Linked DNA regions of Homo sapiens: region 2 is linked to region 1. The links are chromatin loops, found by intact Hi-C in ENCODE. Cell type or tissue: A673. All regions are shown on one strand. Links, peaks and the distances in the headings refer to the core of each region. The heading gives the core; the rest is flanking DNA. Region 1 overlaps SS18 (SS18 subunit of BAF chromatin remodeling complex). Region 2 has its middle 100 kb from the start of SS18.

Region 1 (12,238 bases), core at 4,000-8,999:
TGATGATTCTGACAGCAACTCCATTAATGATGGCACACTTCTTAACTTCTTAGAAACCTATAGTTAAGAAAAGGTATGGTGTGCACAAAAAATGGATGTTGCTGCAGCATGGTTTGATATGACATAATAAGATTCGAAGAAAAAAATAATGCATATAGCAATGTGCATATTGACTTTTTGGAGAAAAGTATTGAGGTGTTTTTAGAAATTTTTTGTTCTTAGGGACCAACTTTTATTTTTAAAAATGTCGTATTTTGTAAGTATGTGTAGGTCTTCCTTTTACTATAGTACAGTAGTTATATCACTTTTTGCCTTGTTCTCATAGTTATAAATTTCTTCTTTTTTATTTTTATTTTTTGTATTTTGTTAAAAGAATAGAAACAATGTCTTGGTATGTTGCCCAGGCTGGTCTTGAACACCTGGGCTTAAGTGATCACCTGCCTTGGCCTCCCAAAGTCCTGGGATTACAGGCATGAGCCACTGCACCTGGTCAGTTTATGAACTTCTTAATAGAAAATAGGCTGTACAGAAATGACCAGGTAGAGATCTGAAGAGATTAAAGACAATTTTCAAAAAGAAAATATGGTTAAAATCATTGAGGAAATTTTTATTTGTTTATTTATTTATTTATTTATTTTGAGACGGCGTCTGGCTCTGTTGCCCAGGCTGGAGTGCAGTGGCACAATCTCTGCTCTCTGCAAGCTCCGCCTCCCGGGTTCACACCATTCTCCTGCCTCAGCCTCCCAAGTAGCTGGGAGTACAGGCACCCACCACTACGCCCGGCTAATTTTTTTTTTGTATTTTTAGTAGAGACAGGGTTTCACCGGAAATCTTTATTGTTTTAAAAATCTCTTTAGGACAAATAAAAAACTTCATTTAAATTTTGATATTTCAGAATCAAAAGAACACAAAATTACAGTTACCAAAAAAGAAAGTTATACAGTGTTCTGGCAGCACCTAGTTTTTTAATCATATGAGTTTCTTATAAAAGCATTTTAATTATATGTTACCTTTTAATAAAGAAGTTCATGGTGAGTTTTATTAATGAATTTTTTTACTAGATGCTAGAGGATGATTGAAGAGTTTTATTAATGAAGTTTTAATATTCATTTCATTATAAAACATTTTCTTAGTTTTTATAAAAATAAGCTGCATATTTTACATTGAAAGTTTTTCTGTTTATTATTATTTATTTTTATTTGTTTTAATTCAGCAACTAAGCTAGTATTGCAAAATGTTTTTCTCTGTGTTCTCTTAGAGGGTCTATTGCTTCCAGGTGAGCACTTTAGCACAAATTTTTTTTTTTTTTTGAGGTGGAGTCTCACTTTTTGTCGCCCAGGCTGGAGTGCAGAAGTGCAGTCTCGGCTCACTGCTGCTTCCGCCTCCTGGGTTCAAGCAATTCTTCTGCCTCAGCCTTCCTAGGGGCTGGGATGACAGGTGCCTGCCATCACGCCCAGCTAATTTTTGTATTTTAGTAGAGACATGTTGGCCAGGTTGGTCTTGAACTCCTGACCTCAAGCCATCCATCCACCTCAGCCTCCCGAAGTGTTGGGATTACAGGCGCAAGCCACTGCGCTGGGCCCAATTTTTATGTTAATTTGTTTCTTAAACTGCTGGCAAAATGTTGCTTAAGTATAATAGTCAATCCAACATATATTTTCCCATGTTATTGTCACTGTTACCCAGATAAAGTTTATTTTTTTGTCATTTTGAACCTTAAGAGAAAGATCTGGCTGGGCGTTGGTGCCCTTGCTTGTAACCTCAACACTTTGGGAGGCTGAAATGGGAGGATCACTTGACCCCAGGAGTTGAAGACCAGCCTGGGCAAGATGGCAAGACTTGCATTTTTTACAAAAAGAAATGTGAAAATTAGCTGGGCGTGGTAGCTTGTGCCTGCAGTCCCAGCTACTTGGAGGTGGAGGCAGGAGGTTCACTTGAGCACAGGACTTCGAGGCTGTAGTGAGTTTGCTGGTGTCACTGCACTCCAGCTTGGGTGACAGAGCAAGACCGTCTCTAAAAAAACAAAAAGAGTAACTCCAGTTTTCAGAGTAAACCACCATCTTCCTACATAAACTTATTTGCATATAGAGCATAAACTTCACTAGAATTCAACAAGCTCTATAAAAGCAGGAAGTGTGTTCTCTGCTGTATCCCAGGTGCCTAGAAAAATGCCTGAGGATGGACACACAAAATCTTATTTATTTCTTTCATTTCTTCAGTAAAAAGCAAGTGTTATATGATCACCTGTCTGAAAAATGTTTATTTAATCAACAAGTACATTCAGTGTATGAAAAGGCAAATTGTGTAGAAGGGATTTCTGAAGATGTTATATTGGACAGATACCTGTGTATTTTTCATTATCAGGCATTAGTAATTATAGCTTTCCACATTTAACAGAATTTTACTAATTATATATTCAAATATAAAGAATTTTACAAATTGCAGTGCTTGTGTTAAAGAATATGTTTTGTAAGTTCCATGTGTGTAATTCTTCAGATTTGGATATGTCTTGGCCCCCTGTAGCTTACTGTATGTGGGACCTTTGACTAAATTACTTAATTTCTCTAAGTAAGATTAAGTGAAATGATGCATGTAAAAATCCTGACTTGGTAATCATTTGCATAATTTTTATAAAATCAGTTGGCTAATCATCAAGCTTTTTTAAAAAGGTGAACACAAAAACATTTGAGATTGGTTTATCAGCTACTGTCTTATTTTAGCCACAGCATCTAATTTATTTCTGGGTGTTTTAATAGTATTAAGAAAGTGTTGATTCACGTGGCTAAGTTGCAAATGACAATATCTTCAAAACACTGTGCTTTCTGTCAGTGTACTCTTTGGTTAGACTGACCCAGAGGCTTGACATGAAAGTAGAAGGAGATTTTTCTTTCAGTACCTAAACTGTTCACATTCGTTATATAAGTATGAAGGGCAAAGAGCATGTATTGCCACAGCTGAGATTGTTTTCTCTTATTATTATCTTATTATCTCTTACTATTACACAATGGATTATTAAGAGATAGACGAAAAGGAGGTGCTTGAGATAGGCCTAGCATTTACTTTTACATATGTATTTTTACATGGTAGTTTATTTCCTTTACCTCCGCTATTCGTATATATAGATCTTTCTCATTTTTTAAATGGCAACATTCTTTGTATGGATGTATTATAATACAACAAAGCCATTTTCACTTTTGATAGATGTGTCTAGTCTTTTACAAATACTTCTGGAAAAAATGTCTTTGTAGCTATGTCTTTGATTACTTGTACAAGATTTTTGTAGGATAAATTCTAGAAATAGAATTATTAAAATATATGAATACTTGAACTACTTGAGAGACATTGCCAAATTGTTTTCAATAAAGGTTGCATGAGGCCACATTCACATTCCTACAGCATATAAAATGCTTACTTTACTACATACCCAGTGACAGTCTTCCTATTTGCTAAATATATAGCGGAAAACTGTAAACTTAATTTCTTCAATTATTAGTCAGGTTGCATAACTTTGTATGTTTATTTGCTGTTTGCATGTTTTCTATGAATTGCCTGTTCATGTCATATATTCTGTGGTTTGTCTGTTATTGAAGGAGTTGTTTATAGGTTAAGTCTGTTTGCCTTATGTGAATTTCACATGTAAAAACATTTTGTTAGTTTTAAGAGGTAGGAATTTAACCTTTATTTGTTGTTGTTTTTTGAGACGGAGTCTCACTCTGTCGCCTCACTCTGAGGCTGGAGTGCAGTGGCATGATCTCGGTTCACTGCAAGCTCTGCCTCCTGGGTTCATGCCATTCTCCTGCCTCAGTGTCCCAGGTAGCTGGGACTACAGGTGCCCGCCACCATGCCCGGCTAATTTTTTTTGTATTTTTGGTAGAGACGGGGTTTCACCGTGTTAGCCAGGATGGTCTCAATCTCCTGACCTTGTGATCTGCCCGCCTTGGCCTCCCAAAGTGCTGGGATTACAGACAGGCATGAGCCACCACGCCCGGCTGGAATTTAACTTTTTAAAATAGTTTGTTTTAGTGATAGGATTCTGAAATGGTAATATTCATGAAAAAATGTGATTTTTCCCAATTATATCAGAACTTTGACCCAGCATTTGCTAAGTTATGGTATTAATAGATTTACTAATTACTAGTAAAATACTTTGGAAGGTTCAGCATGCTTATTAGACTATTAAAAGGCCTGAGAAGATTTTTATTAAAGAAACTGATTTGATTTCAGTTAACATGAGTATATTACCATGGAGCTTTTCTTCTTCTTCTTTTTTTTTTTTTTTTTTTTTTTGGCATATTACTTTCCAAAGGTAACAGCTAATATTCAGTAAGTACCTGTTAGTGCCAGGCGCTAACAGAAACAAAACTATCAAAATCCTTTGCATGTCTTCTTTAATTCTCACATCCTTGAGGTAGTAGGTAAGGTACTATTACTATCATTCTGTGCATGAGGAAACAGACATCCTATGGAAATACAGGCAGGCCTTGCTGTATGCAATTCTGATATACATGAATATCAGTTACTGCAGTTAAGCTAAATAACACCTGTTCCCCCAGCACCACCATTTGAATTTCAGTTACCATAGCACATTAAGAGTAATTGTATAAAGTATGAACTCTTAGCTGCTCTTTCTTCAGTCTACAAATCACTACATAAATAACAGATGCCTGTCATGATAAGTGATGGATGTTACTTTTAGATTTTGTCAGTGATTGGTCACTGTGCATCTGTCAGTTCATGCACATACAGCAAAGCTTGTTGTTGTGTTGCTTCCTTGGCTCCCAGCAGTAAACCTATATGAGATTTTACAAACCTGGATAATTGAAAGAGGGACTTGGCCAACATAGATAAAAGTGCAACAAAGAAATGAAAAATGATAATGCTAGAAATGAAACCCAAATTCAGTGTAAATGGAGTACTGAAGAAATTGCTGACTGTGGAAATGCTGACATTGCTGCCATTTCAGAGAATCTGGATATGCACTGCAGGTGCTTAAAGAAGGAGAACTCATTGATACAAATGAGAGAAGTAGTTGTGATGAAAAGGATGAAAATGTCCCAGAGGAAGCAAGACTGGCAAAATATTTCACATTAAAGAAATTCTTGGAAATATTTCACAACTTTGAAAGTGTAAAGGATAAAATGTTGGATGCCAATCCAAACTTAGAAAGGAGTGTGACAATTTGCTAAGCCGTGGAAAAGAGACTTACTCTAAATCGTCATATATACCATTAGGAGAAGGGAACTACTTTTTAAATTATTCTTGACAGGATTTTTACAAAGAAGTGAAACACTTTAATTCTCAGTGTTTCTTTTTTTTTCCTTTTTTTTTCTACTTCTTTTTTTTTTTTTTTTTTTTGAGACGGAGTCTTCCTCTGTCACCCAGGCTGGAGTGCAGTGGTGCAATCTTGGCTCATTGCAACCTCCACTTCCCAGGTTCAAGTGTTTCGATTCTCCTGCCTCAGCTTCCCGAGTAGCTGGGATTACAGGCACATGCTACCATGTCCAGCACATTTTTATATTTTTAGTAGAGATGGGGTTTCACTATATTGGCCAGGCTGGTCTTGAACTCCTGACCTCAAGTGATCCACCCACCTAGGCCTCCCAAAGTACTGGGAGTACATACAGGCGTGAGCCACTGCATCTGGCCAATTCTCAATGTTTCTAATGTTTAAAATTACAGTGAATTAAATATTTTCTCATTTCCCTATGTATTTTTAACTGACAGTAATAGAGTTTTCAGTGTTTTGACCAAAATTTTAAAGGCCATGGAATAATTATGATTTTTTTCCCTACTGATTATTAAGATCGTTTTGCATGATTTCTGCTTGCATGGTCATTGATATGGTCTGATCCTACTATGCAAAGTGAACACTATAAGGTTTTATAGACACTTTGGGAAATGCTAGTAAGTTCCTAACAATATGAATGTTATAAGGTTAAAAGCTACTCATTTATCTTAAGGATTCAGATACAAATATGTCAGATGATATGTGTTATGAAGAGAAATATGCAAAGTAAAAGGAAAAAGAAAAATAAGCATGTATGCCATTTTAGGGTGGTGAGCAGATACCTAGAAAAAGAATGTGGCACAGGCAGATGGAACAGCAAGTATGCACTGGAGCATACTTGGTGTGTTTGAAGTATAGCAAGGAGACCCGTCGAACTGGAGCGGAGTGAGTGAAAGTGGGAAGTCATAAGAAATAAGGTCCAAGAGATAGTTGAAGGCTAGGCCTTGAAAGTCTTTCAGTCCATAAGGATTTTAGATTTTATTCTGTGGAAGGAGATATACTGCTGGAAAGTTTTGAGCACTGGAATAACATGATCTGAATATATGGTTTTCAAAAAATGCCTTTGGGCAGCTATATAGAAAATGGGCTGTAATTGGGCAAGGGTGAAATAGGGAGACCTGTTAAGAGGCTCTTGTTGTATTTAAGAGATGATCGTGGCTTTAAATAGTATGATAGCTATGGAGGTAATCAGAAGTAGTCAATTGTGGGATATTTACCATGTATTTTGAAGGTAGAGCGGATTTGCTGACTGATCAAATGTGGAGGACAAATGCAAAGTTTGTGTTGTCCTCTCCTTGAACAGTCACTATGTGTTGTGTTCCTCTCACAGATGTGTGATAATACACACAGGGTATATTGCTGACCAGGGGAGTTTCCCTTAGCCTTAGTGTTCAGAGTTTTTATTGGGACTGTATTATGTAGATTTGATTAATCGCTTGTCCATGTGGTTGATCTCAGTCTCCAATCTCGATCCTTTACCCCCCTGCTTGGCCCAAAACCCCCATCCAGGATGAAAGGAGCTACAGGAAATCCCAATTAAGTAAATTTACTAAATTTTTCTGATTTTTTTCTGATTTTAGTAATCAGTAAATATTTCTGATTATTAAAATAACTGATGTTAAATTTGAAAAATCTTGGCCAGGTGTGGTGGCTCATGCTTGTAATCCCAGCACTTTGGGATGCCGAGGTGGGTGGATCACCTGAGGTCAGGAGTTTGAGACCAACCTGGCCAACATAATGAAACCCTGTCTCTACTAAAAATACAAAAATTAGCCGGACGTGGTGGTGTGCAACTGCAGTCTCAGCTTCTCGGGTGGCTGAGGCAGGAGAATCGCTTGAACCTGGGAGGCGGAGGTTGCAGTCAGCCGAGATTGTACCATGCACTCCAGCCTGGGTGACAGAGCAAGACTCCGTCTCAAAAAAAAAAAAAATCTAAAAAAATATGAAAAGCATACAACATAAAATAAAAAACACGTCTTACTTCACTATATTTTAAATTATTAGGCAAATTCACTTAAGTATAGTAGCCTATACTTAGAATCCTTTAAGCAGTACTACTTATAATTACATAATTTTAAAAAATATGTGTTTAATTATTTTTCTTTAGACTCTGAGTTCTATGAAGTGAAGAACTGTGTCTTATTCTGTTCACTGCTTTATCCTATTTGTTGACTGATTAGCTAGATAGGTATCCTCTTGCTGTAAGTGTCCCCTGAGGGACAAAACTGCCCACAGTTGAGAATAACCAGCTTGAAGAAATGGTTAGTATGAATAACTGTGTGTAAAGATGGTCTGTGTCACTAAAGAAACAAATGACAATAACAAAATTGTTATTGATATTATTTTTAATACCTTTTAAAACTTTTATGAGATTTTTTCTAAAGTTCTAATGTTATGAAAGATTTTGTATCTTTTAATGAGCTGTTGTTCTCTTTACTTGCTAGAATCATGTTTCCATTTTTTCATTGGTTGCTGGAAACTCAGCTAAATTTGTGCTTGGCTGCAGTGACCTTACTGAACTGGGCTAGTCATCCTACATTTTCTTACTTGCTCTTGTTCTTTTATCCTTGATATTGTATCTAAACATCTTATTAACTACTAAAAATTCTTGATGTGGACAGGTGTATAATTTAGGTAAGTAAAGAATCCTATTCTTTTTAAGCAGCTATTTAAGCAGATAGTAAGTTAGCTAATTGAGTTTTTTGGAATACAGGGATTCTTGCAAATAAATTATTAGAAATAACTCCAAATAAGAGCTATAATTGGGTTAGAGATTAAATGGTTAAGGAACAAATAGTAAAATGTAAGCAGTAAATGATGAAATATGAATGTGAAAATAGGCCTGAGGAGGGTATTATCTATGGAGTTTCATGGTCTTAAGATAGGTGGGGTGAAGAAATTTCTTATATTTTAAGGTTTTTATATTACAGTGATAGAGATATATTATACAGAACTCTTTTCATGGGAGATAGTGGCATGGGAAAAGTACAATTTGAATTTGGAGAGGAAGTACACATAGTGATTAAGAGCACGGGCTTTGGACCATTTAGTAGCTATGCTACTTTAGAGCCTTTCGTAGCAGTACAGCTTTGGGTAAGGTCCTTGATGTTTGTGAGCCTTAAAATGTTGTTGTCTGTGAAGAAGTCGATAATAATACTACCCGTTTCATAGGGCTTTGGGGAAGAGAAATAATACAGGTAAAGCTATTAGCTTAGTGCCTGGCTAATAATAAGTGTTCATTAAATGTTAGCTGTCATTTTAAACAATATTATTTAAAATAATTTGTAGATTAATGATACAATTTTTATAAAATTTTAGTGTATTGGTTTGTATCTGAGGATGTGAAATACATGTGTATATGTATGAATGTTCTATATATATAGAATATTTGTAAAATTACATTATTCAGAATTGACAGATTAAAACAATGTTTTCCTTATAGTTAAGTATTTAAAAATTATTTTTTTCAGTCTACCTAATTGTGTGTCACTATAGACAGTGACAGTGCTCATCACATCTCTATATTACCATGGCTCCTAGCCTGGGGTGTTGTACCTAATAAGTACTCAATAAATTTGATCCTTGACTTACTCTTCAAAAGAAAATTCTTTTTTTTTTTTTTTGACCACTGACTTAAGATAAAATTAAGTATTAACCATCTCATTGGAGAAAAGAATGCCAATAATATAAAATATGGTAATTTGGGAGGTTTTTACATGTGTTTAAAATAAAGGATGTTATTTTCATAGAATATCTATTAGAATATAAAACTCAAAATGGGAAGAAATAATGTGCTAATGATAAGTGTTTGTTATATGCCCTTGCAAAACACTTGCAAAAATATATTCTAGGTAATTAAGACATCAGTAGGGTCTTTGCATATGTATTATCACGCTTTGTAGTGCGTCTTAACATCAAAATTGTTTATGTAAAAGATGAAGAATAACCTTAAAGTCTGTAGTAATGTATGATACCATTGTTTGCAGAAAATGGTTGTAGAAGATGCATTTTATAATGCTATTTCACTCTGCAGTACAAATTTTTAGAACATATTTTGGGGTAACCTTTTGAGTTTGCTTCTCTTAGTTTCATTAGTATCTCAAGAGATAATATACATTGCCAGTGTAGCATAATTTCATTATCCTAAGAAGGAAAATAATATACTTCCTAAACAATCAGAATTGAAGTCATAGTCATAATTTTTTTTTTCTTTAATGGATAAGGCTTCGAGGAAAATTATGAAATGTATTGTGCTTTAGTAGTGTTAGCTGACTGCATTCTCTCTGTGGTTTAGGCTTGATCATGAATGATGTTGGGATCCTCTGAGGGAGAGAAGTGACAGTAAAAGAAGGGTAGTAATTGAGCTCTTTGGGATTGGAACTGCTCACAGTCCCAAAAGATAAAGCACAAGTGGCATGGTCTTTTCTATCTAGGGCTTAAGCTACAATTACTTTGCTTTCCTTTAGAGCAAGGTTTAGTGTTTTGTTATGTATCTTTTTGGATTTTTTTTTCTTTTGGCTATTGTGGTTTTGCTTTCTTTTTGTTTCTAATATTATAGGTTTTAGTTATATAGTTACCTTCTGTTAAGACAAGAGGTCTTTAGACAGTGTTGGAGAAGAAAAGGCAAAACCTTCATTTACTGAAAATGAATTACATAAATGTCCGATCAGGTTACCTATTAAATTATGAATGTTAGTGTTTAATAGTTTAGTATATGCAACATATATTTGAAAATTATAACTGCTATTAAACTAGTGTTTTGGAACTTTTTTGTTGCAAATTATTTGCTTCGGAACTACTGAATTTGTTTCGTGTTTTGTTTTGTTTTGGTTTTTGAGGCAGAGTTTCACACTTGTCGCCCAGGCTGGGGTGCAGTTACATGATCTCAGCTTACTGCAACCTCTGCCTCCCGGGTTCAAGTGATTCTCCTGCCTCAGCCTCCCCAATAGCTGGGATTACAGGTGTGCACCACCATGCCTGGCTAATTTTTGTACATTTTAGTAGAGTTGGGGTTTCACCATGTTGGCCAGGCTGGTCTCGAACTCCTGACCTCAGGTGATCCACCCACCTTAGCCTCCCAAAGTGCTGGGATTACAGGTGTGAGCCACCACTCCTGGCTTACGAATTTGTTATAGCTTATGTTTTAATAGAGGCAATGAAAAATAGAACAAACATGTGCTTCAAAATAAAATTTGAGGTTTGTCTTATTCTCAGTTTTTATCTATTAGCTGTGTAATCTTGATTTTTAGATTCCTTGGCTAAAAAAATTGAGAATTAGGGTCCTTACCTCTGGTAATTGTTAGGAGTTTGTAGGAAATGACTGTGAAACCATGTAACTGGCAGTGTTGTAGGGTACCTTCAGTATTAAGTTCTCTTCGCCTCTACTCTCACCCAGCCAGTTTGTCTCTACTAAGACTGTATTTCCTTGTTGAAAGAAAGGTCCCAGAGTTTTTGAGAGGCTTACATTCACATTTATGAGAATAAAATTGAAAAGGAGGAAAAAAGAAACAGAAGCACGGAAGGCAAATAGGAGAAAAACAGTTATCTCTGATAAAGTACTCCTTCAGATAAAACAGTTCTTCTGATTGGAAATGTGAAGTCTTTCTGCTTACATCATTGCTGCTGTTGTAAGTCAGTAATATATTTGAAGAGGTGGGCTTGTTTTGTTTTTAATTGTTTGTTAAGTAATTTAATAGTGAACTTTTGGCTCATTTGGGCAGTTTCATCTGTGAAACCTTTCCAGGCTGTCTAGTACTTTGCCTTTTGTACTTAAATTTTCTCCATGTCACTCAAGGGGGAGGAGGAGTATGTAGCTATATAAGCAGCAAGTTGGGAAAAGACTCATCCATACTTCTGAGACAGTAATGTTATAATGGCAAAATGATGAGTTCCCCATACCGTAACTTGGCCCAGTAAACCTCTCAGGAGCTGCTTAACATTGTTAGATGGCAATGTGGGACTTTATGGCCATTGTTTATTGTTTCCTGTGATACATTTTTACTGTTGCCAGTGTGATACTATAGCAGTGGTAGTTTGGCTACCCCAGTATTGCTCACTTTGGAAACTCTGTAGTTCAGATTTCTTAGCCTACAGCTTGTTGCATGTCTCTGCCTGTTTTTAGAGGTGTGAGAGTCTTTATGTAATGTATGTGTCTTTTAACATATTAAGCAGTATAGCCATTTGATTTGAAGGAGGCCTTTTTAGGTTATAAATCTTGTAGTTGGGAAAGGGAAAGAAGACTTTTTAAGATTTTGTCCTAAATTAAAGCTTATGAAATTATATTCGGTGTTTGTATAGTTTTCCTGTCTACCATTATATAATGAGTGAGTATTGAAAAAGAGAACAAAGTAAAAATCTAGAGATTTGGTTTCTTTTCCTTAGTTTGACCACTGTTTTGCTGTGTGATTTTGTAAAGTTTACTTTTGGTATATTTTCCAGTGTAGCATAAGGATGATATCTTCTCAAGAAAGATGGTATAGATAAATATTAGATAGTGTGTAATGGAAAATACACACATTCAGGATGTTCATATATTATATGCATTTTATTTTAAAAAATGACTAAGAATCATCTTCCAGTGGATTTCAAGTTAACCACCATGGATTGGTTATTTTCTTTTGTTTGCACATTATTTTAGGCATGTGAATTTTAATTCAAAGACTTATTTTTATTATTTGAAATCAGTTTTTACTGCATTTAATTATATATTTTTGGGACTATATGATAAAAGATTATCTTATTTCTCTTGAGATGTTAAAGTTATATACAAAAAATTATGTGTATAATGTTGTGTCTTGTTTCAGGTCCAATGATGCATCAGCAGCCTCCTTCTCAGCAATACAATATGCCACAGGGAGGCGGACAGCATTACCAAGGACAGCAGCCACCTATGGGAATGATGGGTCAAGTTAACCAAGGCAATCATATGATGGGTCAGAGACAGATTCCTCC
Region 2 (12,238 bases), core at 3,333-8,332, 58 kb after region 1:
TTCTCAGGGTAGTGGTTTCTGAAAAACCTGTTGCGAAAGTGGAGGCAGTGGCTCTACGTAATACCATGTGTGCATGAACCAAGGGGTGAGTTCCAACTTTGAGCTCTCCTTGTCTACATGTTGTCTATACCTGGACCAGAACTTTGGGGTCAATTGGCAGATAACAAATTGAATCATTAAAAGAAAATCCAGTGTATTCATATTAGCCATTAAACTAGCTCGATTTATTCAGATTCTATTGATATGTTCACAGATTTAAGGATTTGCTTACTGATTTGTGATCAACAGCAGTGATGATTAAAACAAAATGTAAACAAATCTATGGAGCAGTTTTAATACTCAATTTGTTTCTGCAGAGAAAGATAAGTCATGCAGTTCTTTTTTTTTTTTTTTTTTTTTTTTGATATAGAGTCTTGTCCTGTTGCCTAGGCTGGAGTGCAGTGGCGCCATCTCAAGTCACTGCAACCTCTGCCTCTCAGGTTCAGGCAATTCTCTTGCCTCAGCCTCCTGAGTAGCTGGGATTACAGGCACACACCATCACGCCCGCTTAAGTTTTGTATTTTTAGTAGAGACGGGGTTTCACCATGTTGGCAAAGCTGGTCTCAAACTCCTGGCCTCCCGCCTCGGCCTCCCAGAGTGTTGGGATTGCAGGTGTGAGCCACTGCATCCAGCTGAGTCATGAAGTTCTTCTAAATCAACAGTAAGAGTGTCCCATGCATTCCTGCCCTCTGGGACATCCTCAACTTTCTATTCTTCTCCTCCCGACCCCCATAGATTACTATTAAAATCCTTCAAGGCTCTTCTCAATTGCAACAACCTCTATCTCTCAACCCATCTTTTTCTTTTGAATCCACATTGTATTTTGAATGAAGCTCTCTAATATAAGTGATCACAGCCTACTGTCTTAGCCTCCTGCTAGATTATATACTTCTTGGGGGCAACGACAATAATTAATTCATCTTGATATTCTCTGAAGGCCTAGGCTTCCAGAGGTATTCTTCTATTCTTTCTATTTGAATAGTGTTCAATTCAGTGCTAAAGTAATGAAATGTGATATTTTAAAATATATATGTCCTCTTTCCCCAGTTGGGTTAGACTTGGATAGAGAATCTAGTCTCAGGGTAAATCCATGAGGAAGACCGAATGTTAACTGTTACTAGGAGCATATCCAAACCAAATCCAGGATGACAGTTTTGGTGAATTTCATAATTTTGTAGCATCCTTGTAATACAGATTCCAAAACCTTGTAGTTCCAAATTTCCAAAGGATCATGTTACCTTGGTAGGAAACCAGGGACGACTGTAAATGGAAGCTCTGCTAAGTGTCATCTATTAAAAAAAAAATGGGACATAAATAGGGGGAGAGCATGTTTGTTATCATATGTACCAAGAATTAATTCCACTGTTATTCACTAACCTTTAGGAATCTGAAAATAATATGCCTGTTGGCTATTTATGTTAGAACAGATGTAAAATTAATCGGTCTAGCTAACAGTACTAGGTCTGCCTGATGGGTGAAAGACTTTAAAATAGTTCTCTCAAAACAGGAATCATAAAAAAGTCCTCCAAATCACATTATTAGTAGGCCAAAATATTGTCATTGTGTCATGTCTATTCATGTTTCCCCCTCTTGTGAATCATTTTTACCTTCTTCCGGGAAACAAAGGATCGTTTTCTCTGAATACCTCGCCCTTCCTGGAAGGCAGTTTTCTTGCCCACTGTTATCAGTGCCTTTGGTCAGAACAGTAAGTCTAATCTGAGCAGCCGGGTATTAGGCTGCTCTTCCTGGTACTGGGATCCTCTGTACCCGGCAAGACTGGGCAGCAGGGGCTAGCCCTGTTGGAGTCCGGAGAAGGCAGGGTGCACCCTGTTTGCCATGGTATTTGAAGCGACGTGCCCCCTAATTCTCTTTCTGCCTCGCTTGCCATTTTGCTGCTAACATAAAGATGGAAATGAATATTTTATTAAATATTCTATTTCTACATTGATTCTGAACCTTGAGTCACATAGGAAAGTTATCGATTAAATTTTTAGATGAGAATGACACCTATAACCCATAAAAGTGGATTAAGGTAAGCCAAGAGCTTTATACCTTAAAAAACGATGTAAACAGCATTTGACTTTGAAGGAGAGAACCTCCGCTTGAGCCCCGGCTTCAACATTTCCTGAATAATCCCACCCAGTTGCCAGTAAATATAAATCTTGGACGCGTGAACAGTTCTATTGTTTCATGGCTATTATCCAGAACCTTCCTTGCTTAGTGAACGCCCACTTGCTGCCAAGCATTGTATTTTTCTGTCTTGTCCCTCTCTTAACTCCCAACATTGTTTAGAATATAGATTCACACTCACTTCACTGCAATTCAGACTTACTTCCCTCTGACCCTCTTTTAGCTCAGTTATCCAGCCCAGCACCAACCCCTGGTGACCCAGCACCCAAGAGCCTGTAACATGAGAGTTACACATAACTTCTCAGAGCCTCAGTTTTCCTCATGCGGATAATGTAGCCAATGAGCTACCTTTTATTTTGTGAAATTAAAGCACCACGTTAGTTCAATTTTATTCATAAACTTATTAACCACTGTACTGGGCACCAGGGGTCTACAGATGAATAAGTCACAGTTTTCTTTCTTTCTTTCTTTCTCTTTCTTCCTTGCTTTCTTTTTTTTCCCCTCTCTTTCTTTCTTTCTTTCTTTCTTTCTTTCTTTCTTTCTCTCTCTCTCTCTCCCTCTCTCTCTTTCTTTCTCTTTCTTTCTTTCTTTCTTATTTCTGACAGAGTCTCACTGGGGGTCTACAGATGAATAAGTCACAGCTTTCTTTCTTTCTTTCTTTCTTTCTTTCTTTCTTTCTTTCTTCCTTCCTTCCTTCCTTCCTTCCTTCCTTCCTTCCTTTCGAGTCTCACAGGGGGTCTACAGATGAATAAATCACAGTTTCCCTTCCTTCCTTCCTTCCTTCCTTCCTTCCTTCCTTCCTTCCTTCCTTTTCTTCCTTTCTTTCTTTCTTTCTTGCTTTCTTGACAGAGTCTCACTCTGTTGCCCAGCCTGGAGTGCACTGGCGCCATCTCTGCTCACTGCAACCTCTGCCCCCCCGGGTTCAAGCAATTCTCCTGCCTCAGCCTCCCAAGTAGCTGGGATTACAGGCATGTGCCACCACACCCAGCTAATTTCTTTGTATGTTAGTAGAGGCAGGGTTTCACTATGTTGGCCAGGCTGGTCTCAAACTCCTGACCTCAAGTGATCTGCCCACATTGGCTTCCCAAAGTTCTAGGATTATAGGAGTGAACCACCACGCCTAGCCTAAGTCATAGTTTTCTGCAGAGACAAACAAAAGTCAAGGCTTATGGAGGAATATACGGGAAGTTATGGGAGTAAGGGGGTGCTCAGTGAAGTGTGAGTTTATCAGCTGGGATAGTAGAGAAGATGTGTATATGAAGGCTTTCAAAAATCACACTTGAGCTGAGTTTCAAAGCACCTTTAGGAGTTTGACAGGTGAGGAGACAGGATAAGACCATTCTAAGTAAAGGGAACAGAGAGGCATTAAAAAGCAGTGGCCACACAAAAGAGAACTGGCCTCTGTCATTCTAGGCAAGTGGCTTAATCTTTATGCACTTTAGTTGCCAAAACTGTAAAAAAAAAAAAAAAAAAAAAGGGGAGGGCAGTGTTGGGGAAGGGAGGGCATTATTTGTGATCATGGTTTTAGTTAATAGGTGTTTGTTAATTTTGTTATTATTTCCCCTCCCTTTTTGGTTATACTGTAGGCTAATTTTGCTTTGGGGAAACCATGTCTTATCTGTGGGTGAACCTCGGAGTTCACTCTCAGCTTTGAGGGGAGGTGTGTGTCTTGGACACAGGGCAATTGGCGCCTTGCATCTATTGGTTCAGGAATGGACACATGAGGAGGGCCAGCCAGACTCAATTTTTAGATTTTTGTTTGAATTCTCATTTTTTGAGCTCTCTCTTCTGGATAATCTTGAACCTAAAATTACACTGGGCATAGGAAGTTTGGAGCCAATATAAAGAAACCAGAGCTCAGAAGCGGGAAAAGGAAAACCAGGCCCCAAGATTCTTGCTCTTTCCGCAGTGAGGCCAAGCCTGACACGGATTTTACCCCTGGACTCTGCTGCTATTAATCAGTAGGTCTCCTTTATGCATAAACCGGTTTCTGTCCCTTGACATAAAAACAAAACTTCTGACTGAGATAGGTTGTTTTGAGGACTAAATGAGATAATATATTAAACGTTCCTGGTACCACATTTGACGTATAAGAGATCTCAAGAAATGCTAGCTCCTGCATGAGCAAAGGCCTAGAGAGCTGAGAGCATGCCATGCATTTGGGGAATTGCTGGTAAGTTGCTGTGGTGGGGACAGATTGTGCTCACGAGGAAGTGGCAGGACATGAGCTGGGCCCATGAGCAGTCGCAAAGACTACAGATTATACCTTGGTAAACAGTTTGAACTTTGTCCTTAAAAAGTTTCAAGAGTGATGAAGACCATAATGAAGAAAGACAGGACACTAGGAGGACAGCTGTCCTGGGCACCCAACCCTGTTTAAGGGATGAGGAAAAACACATGGCTTTTCAGCTGAGGCCTGAAGGTTGAGCGTAAAGTTTGGAACATCATTCATTCTGACCTCATTGTGGAGAATGAATTAAAGTGAGGTAAGTATGACCCACTTGGATGTCACTTCCATGACAGCAAGAATTTTTGGGGTCTGTTTTGTTCACTGTCATGGCCTCAGATTTTTAAATAGTGCTTAACACAAGGTAGGTGCTTAAATATTTGCATGAACACCGTGGTACAAATGGTAGTAGGAAAAGCTTTTTTTTGAGAAGGAGTCTCACTCTGTCACGCAGGCTGGAGTGCAATGGCGTGATCTCGGCTCACTGCGACCTCCCTGTCCTGGGTTCAAGCGATTCTCCTGCCTCAGCCTCCTGAGTAGCTGGAACTACAAGCACATGCCACTACACCTGGCTAATTTTTGTATTTTTAGTAGAGACAGGGTTTCACCATGTTGGCCAGACTGGTCTTGAACTCCTGACCTCAGGTGATCTGCCCGTCTTGGCCTCCCAAAGTGTTACGATTACAGGCCTGAGCCTCTGTGCCTGGCCTGGAAAACATTTTAGAAGGTGAGAAATTCCAGCAAATAATTCAGGCAAAAAATATTAAGAGCCTGAACTGAGGTGGGGGGTGGGGCAGGAAGAAGGGGGTTGGTATGGATTTAATATGTATTGATAGGGTAGATTTAATAGATCATAGTGACTGGGATAATAATAAAAATAGCTTCCATTTGCTGAGAATGGAAACTATTCTCTGTGTTCTGAGCTCTGTTAGATTAAGGATAAAAAGCTGTACCTCATTATCTCACTTGTTCCAGAGAGCAGCAGCTTACTTTATTCACTGTTAAACCCTACTGCCTAGCATAGCACCTGATGCGTACCTTTTTGTAAAATGATTAAATGAGGCCTTATGACAAATTTAAAGCCAGATATTGTATTAGATAATAAATATCTCCACTTTACATGTGAGAAGGTTAAGGCTCAGAGAGTGTAAGTGATTTGCCCAAGATCTCACAGAGTTTAGGTTCAAGCCTGGCTTTGCTCTGCCCCCGTAAAGCCTCTGCTTTTGCCCTTGGTTTGCTGACTACTCTCACATGGAGGTAGTTTGAGGGTGAGAGGAAGGTCCAAGGTTTTTAACTGGTCAAGCGGGCAGATGGTGATGCCCTCCCGTGAGAGCACCTGGAGACGAGCAGGACGGTTCTGGGTATGTGGGCCCCGGGGGTGGTGGCTGTGGGACAGCAAGGGGAGGTGACACATGAGCAGGTAGAAATACAAGCGTGAAACTGAGAGGCAAGAGCTGAGCTGGAGGCAGACATTTGGGAGTCATTGATTATAGGTGATAGGTCGAGCCCTGAATAATCTAGCATTTAATGGATGTGCACAGCCGGCTGAAGATTAGCCAGAAATCAGGGAGACAGCATTTAGAAGCCAGGAGGGCAAGATGTATGCAATGAAGTGAGCTGCCAACCCAGCAAATGTGGTATGTTGGCTACAAAAAAGGAAAAGGAAGGAAGGGAGGGAGGGAGGGAGGAAGGAAGGAAGGAAGGAAGGAAGGAAAGAAAGAAAAATTAAGAAAAAAGAGAGAAAGAGAATTGTCCATGTGGATTTAGTGATTGAGCAAGAATTGCAGTGGTGTTGTGTGGCCTGGTGGAGACAGTCAGTGCATACTGAAGGACTTGAAGAGGGAGGCTGTTGAGGAAATAAAGCCATTCAGTAGTCATATAAAAAGCTTGGCTAATTACTTCCAGTCAAGTGCAGAATTCAGGAAATCCATTTTTTCCCACCTCAGACTTTTCTATAGAGATGAAAGCAGGCTAAAAGAAATATCAAATACAGGCTTAGTCCTAATGAAACAAAGTCTGGGGAAAAGTGAATATTGAAGTGTAGGCTCTACACTAAAGGTGTGGTTTTAAGAGTGTGTTTTTGTACATATGTTGTTTATGGGTTTGCATTCATTTGATTATTCAACAAATACTTATTGAGTGTGTCTCCTGTGCTAGGCACTATTCCAGGAACTGGGGAACGTCAGAGTGATCTTTAAAACTTCAGAGTGAACTTTAAAACTTTAGACTGAACTTTATTTTACTTTTTATTTTTGTAGAGTGAACTTTAAAAAAGACAAAAATCTGTTTCCTCAAGGAGATTTCTAGTAAGGAGTGCGTGTTTGTGTGTGTGTGCGCGCACGTGTGTGGATGTGTGTGTGTGCAGTGGCCTGGGGAAGAATAAAGCAGAAAAGGAGGATTGGGATTCAGGCTAGAGGGGTTACAATTTTAAGTAGGAGGCCAGGAAGGGCTCCCATCACGACATCTGCTTCAAGAGTATTTTAGGCAGAGAGAACATAATCATATGAACAGCTCAGAATTTTTTTTTTTTTTGAGACAGAGTCTTGCTCTGTCGTGAAGCAGGAGTGCAGCGGCACGATCTTGGCTCACGGCAACCTCCGCCTCCCGGGTTCAAGCGATTCTCCTGCCTCAGCCTCCTGAGTATCTGGGATTACAGGTGCCCACAACCACACCCGGCTAATTTTTGTATTTTTAGTAGAGACAGGGTTTCATCATGCTGGCCAGGATGGTCTCGATCTCTTGACCTTGTGATCCACCTGCCTCGGCCTCCCAAAGTGCTGGGATTACGGGCGTGAGCCAACGAGCCCAGCCAGCTCAGAATTTTTTTAAACATTAGGTAGTAGTGGCCAGGCACAGTGGCTCACGGCTATAATCCCAACACTTTGGGATCCTGAGGTGGGAGGATCACTTGAGCCAAGGAGGTCGAGGCTGCAGTGAGCTATGATCCTGTCACTGCACTCCAGAGTGAGACTCCATCTCTTAAAGAAAAAAAAGGCAGTAGAGCCATTTTCTCTCTCCTTGGGTCACTCTGCAGAATCAGTGCAGATAGTTAAGTGTGAAGTATTCTGAAAAGAAATAGTTCTTCTGAAGGGAATTTGTCACTGGTGCCCCTTAATCATTGCCTCCTCTAGTCAAATGTATTGGCCCTGTGAGGTTCTGGGTCTAAAACTGACCAAAAGAGAGAGTTCTTGTCACTCTAAAGACATGCTAGAATAGCAACTGTAAAGACTGATGAAATTTAAAATATCAGTTTGTCTTTTGATGTTTATATATAAATTTACAATGATGTTTTACTAAGTATAAATGAGTTCATTTTGCCTTTGCTCAGAACCACTTTATGAGAGAAATGTTACATATCATCCCTTTGTATTTGCCAAATCTGGACTTAATTCCATTTTTCAAGAAATTGTGTTTGCAGAAATAAGGCCACATGGAAATGAACAAATAATACAAAATTGAATATAACAAACCCCTCAAGTCCTAGAGAATTAAAACCCTGCCAGAATTATTTATAAAATGTGCACCAGTATCCAGAAGTATTTACAATTTACTCGATGGCTTGTAAAATCTGGTGCAATCCAAACAATACTTGGTAGTTCCATGAGACCCAAAACATGTTTCTGAAATCCTGTGCCCAACTCACTGCAAAGCAAAGAGCCCCATATGGTGGAAGCATAATCCTTACATGCAAAATTCTTCATAACTAGACTTTCAGGGCCATTCAGAAGAGAAGTAGATTTCTGCATGTACCTCTGGGCTGCTCTCTAGTTAGTCTATCAGTAGAGATGAACATCCAATGTCCTATGACTCAGTGAAGGTGTTATAAGATAGGGAGTTGGGAATTCTGAATTTGGGGTTGGTGGGAGTAAAAGGGGTGTGATGGCACAGAAGTCAGAATGTGGGAAAAGTGAGGATTGTAAGGCCCTTTGAAATGCAAAGGGGCATTTCAACACTAAACAATCAAGTGGTTGATTCATGTTTGAGTGATGCAGACTCAGATCAAGCTTTAAAAGTTACCCAGGATATGGCGATGCTGCGGGGAACACTGCAGAGGGATTGTGGTGTTCCTCTTCACTTTGTTGAACTACACATCCCTTGTTCCTGCTACCCATTCAGATGGTGGCAACACAATGCCATCCATCTGTACCTCTTTGAAACAAGAATCTCACATTCATGCATCCCTTTTAAATGGTGGATACAAGAGCCAACTCTTGCTGCTATCATAAGGTCTCACAAGGCTGTTAATCATCAAGTACTGATAGCTACTGTTCAGCGTTGGATGAATACCAATTAGAGAGATGGGGCGACCTGAGGAATGGAGAGGAGAGAGCGGTGGGGGACTGGCTTTGTTGTTTTGGGGAGGGGTTGCCAAAAAATATTACCTAGGGTGCCAGTGCTCTTCTTGCCAACCCTGAGGGGTGAATAATGAGCACGGCAGCCTAATTTACAAAGTATAAAGTAGGGAATGAATCAGAGCATCCTATTATTCTAAGTGAGGTTTGTTTTTCTAAATCGTAATGGCTGACTCGAACTTGTTTCTAGTTTTCAAATCAGTCAGCGTTTGTCGAAACTTTATAATTCTGTTTGCATATTCTCTCTTGGTAATCCTCCTTTATAAAAGTGGTTGTATGAAGCTCCAGGCAAGCTTAGAAAAAAAGGCTTAGAAACCAAAAACTTACCATGTGGAAAAGAAAAAATTTACCAGGGAGCATTGAGGAGAATAGAATGAAGAGTCCCTCCAAGTTAAAGAACGTCTCAGTTGGACAAATAGTCCACATTGCAGCAGATAGCTTAAACTGATAGGGCTTTTGCCAAAATGAGATTTTACTTGCCCATGCGCATGTCTCTGCCCAGCCAATGATACACAAATCCAGCATCCAGCACAGAGACTTGCTGTCTTGAGTGCTCCCTCCTTTGTCTCTCACAAATCACTGTCGGATATCAGAAGTCTCTCAGCATCTTTGGATGTGTCTTGAGGGCAGTGATTCTCAATATGAGGATAAGGTTTTATAACTGGCTACTATATCAGAAGCAAACTTGTTGAGAGCCAACTACAGACTTGGGAATAGGGGAGGGAAAACATATTTTCCCCCAGTTTAGTTTAGAGCTGTCTTCCACTGCCCCAGAGTGCTAAGAACACAGCATGGAGCTGCTCAGAAAACCTGATTAGGTCCCACAGTGCTAAGCACATAGAGTTTCAAGAGGCTGGGAAATTGTTCATACCATTGGAAGTCGTATGAAAAACGGCCCATGGAGGGAGGAGGGCAAAAAATTAAACTGAGATGACTAAGAAACATATTAACTAAAATTATGTTTGATTTGCTATCAAGAGCTCTGCTCTTTGAGATGGTTGGGAGAGTGCTTCCATGGGGAGTTGAAAAGCCATATTCAAGGCCTCTCCTGAATTGATAGTGTTCCCAGGGCTGATGTGAACACTTCCAGGAGTGGGGACAGCCACAGAGACCTTTCAAATTGGATGGGAGGCCCTCGTGATGGATTTGAGAAGAAAAGTCTTGAAGAAATAAGACAAAATAACTTAGCTGTAAGAGTTGTTCCTCTGTTCTTTTGTTCCTTGTGTGTAATAGGCACTCAAGGAATGTTTATTCTAACATATTAAAGTAGTGTGCAGTTTGAAACCAAGTAGTGGATCTGGCCAGATGTTGTTTCTCAGATTATTATCCCATGACAAGAAACACCACACTCTGTGTGAACACAGTCAAAAGACAGCTCTGTAGAAATTTCTCCTGGACTCAAGCATTTTGGCTCATTATTTTCTCAGGTGATACATGATCTTGAGACTGTGAAAGTCATGGCTATACTGAAATGCCAGCTAGAAATAAAAGCAAACACTATGTAGCAAAATATTATATTGAATATAATCATGATGGCAACTGAAAAGCAAGCATATTTTGGGAGAGAAGGAGAAGAATCTATAGAGGCTGGCTCAGCTACAAAGCTGACTTTGACCTTTTGGTTGATATACTAGTTACCATTAGTGGTTGATTGGACTTTGCCATAATTAAATCTTTTTTTACCTTTAGGAACATAAGGCAATGAACTTCATGCAGATAGGTGTGTATTTGCCTCCCTTTTTCTTTTTCTTTTTCCTTTTTTTTTTTTTTGAGACGGAGTCCCGCTCTGTCACCAGGCTGGAGTGCACTGACGTGATCTCGGCTCACTGCAACTTCCACCTCCCAGGTTCACGTGATTCTCCTGCCTCAGCCTCACGCCACCATGCCCAGCTAATTTTTTTTTGTATGTTTAGTAGAGACGGGGTTTCACCATGTTGGCCAGAATGGTCTCAATCTCTTGACCTCGTGATCCACTCACCTTGGCCTCCCAAAGTGATGGGATTACAGGTGTGAGCCACCGTGCCCGGCCTTGTCTCCCTTTTTCTTAAAGCAAAACATTAGAGGGTATATGCCCTCATATGTTGATACCCTTTGCAACCTTCCAACAAAATCATGGAGAATGGGAAACATTAATCCATCTCTGTTGATAAGGAAGAGCGAAAAAGTGGAAGCTTGAGAAGGGCGTGGAAGAAAGCCTTCGGAGTTGTTCTGGGGAAGACACACTCCTGAATGGTCACAAATGTTACTTTAAAAAGAAGTTCCCTCTGCATAAAGACTGCCAGATAAAAATGGATTAAGTCCAGACTAATGAAGAAGCAAAGCAGAGTAGTATCTGTAGAAGAAAAACTGAAACAAGAATGGAAAACTTCATAAACTGCCAGGCACGGTGGCTCATGTCTGTAATCTCAGCACTTTGCTCCTAAAGGAGGGTGGATCACTTGAGATAGGGCGTTCGACACCAGCCTGGTCAACATGCTCTTTGCTCCCAAAGAAGGGTGGACCAAGGAGGGTGGATCACTTGAGGTAGGGAGTTCGAGACCAGCCTGGCCAACATGGCGAAACCCTGTCTCTACTAAAAATACAAAAATTAGCTGGGTGTGGTAGCAGGCACCTGTAGTCCCAGCTACTCAGGAGGCTGAGGCAGGAGAATCTCTTGAACCCAGGAAGGAGAGATTGCAGTGAGCCAAGATCATGCCACTGCACTCCAGCCTGAGTGACAGAGCGAGAGTCTGTCTCAAAACAAACAAACAAACAAAAAACTTCCTAAACTTGGGTTGCCAATTTGCCACAGATTGTGAGATTGGAGAGACATATGACAGCTATGAAGATAAAAGCAATTTGTCATAACAATTCAAGTGCATAAAAGATCAGTCTAAGGACTAAATTGAAAATGTTTACAGCATTAATATCTTGTCAACATTTCTCTAAGAACCTCAGTGAAAGCTGTTCTGGAAAGACGAGAGAGGATGTTCAATCCTCTGTACGGTGGGTATTTGTAAGGAATTCTGGAAAGCTGCCAGAATAAAGTGTGGCTTTTAGAAGATCAGCCATGTCATCAAAGTCAAAGAAGGATTGACAAGTGGAAAGGTGGGGAAAAGATTCAATGGAGACACTGCAGTTGGTGACCAAAAGGCTTTGTGAATTTAGGCCAAATGAGGTATCCAAAAGCAGATAGGCAGTATAGGGTCTATGTACTTTTCAAATGTAAATATGCTCACGAATCACTGCGCGATCTTGTTAAAATGTAGATTCTGATTTGGTAGGCCATGGGTGGGGCCTAAGATTCTGGATTTCCAACAAATTCTCACACTGTACTCCTGATACTGTTCCAAAGACCACACTTTGAGTATCAAGGGGCTAGATAATCATTTTGTCTTAGTCTGGTCAACTTAAATTGTCTTTGAAGAGAGGAGCTTAGCATGATGGTGTGTTCAAGGTTATATCTTTTAATTATATTAGACAATTCAACATGTTTTTAATTGTTAATATT

Evidence for each region. A loop is a pair of places that touch in the nucleus more often than their neighbours do. Peaks named below come from ENCODE experiments on the same cell type or tissue, not always from the same donor. Only the 100,000 strongest peaks of a DNase experiment are listed, where the experiment ranks them.
Region 2: it touches region 1 in a loop (4-fold over the local background); 1 of 110 quality-filtered maps calls a loop at or near these places.

Annotation. Positions count from the first base shown.
Region 1 is chr18:26,039,309-26,051,546 of GRCh38, reverse strand. SS18 (SS18 subunit of BAF chromatin remodeling complex) reads left to right here. Exons shown (of 11, transcript NM_001007559.3): 6 at 12,091-12,238. Among named protein-coding and RNA genes, the nearest start is that of SS18, 45 kb to the left of the region's middle. In A673, for the core only: no CTCF peak of the experiment used is centred there; no DNase peak of the experiment used is centred there.
Region 2 is chr18:25,980,149-25,992,386 of GRCh38, reverse strand. No RefSeq gene overlaps it. Among named protein-coding and RNA genes, the nearest start is that of SS18, 100 kb to the left of the region's middle. In A673, for the core only: a CTCF peak has its summit at 6,183; a DNase peak (open chromatin) is centred at 6,216; H3K27ac peaks cover 825 bases.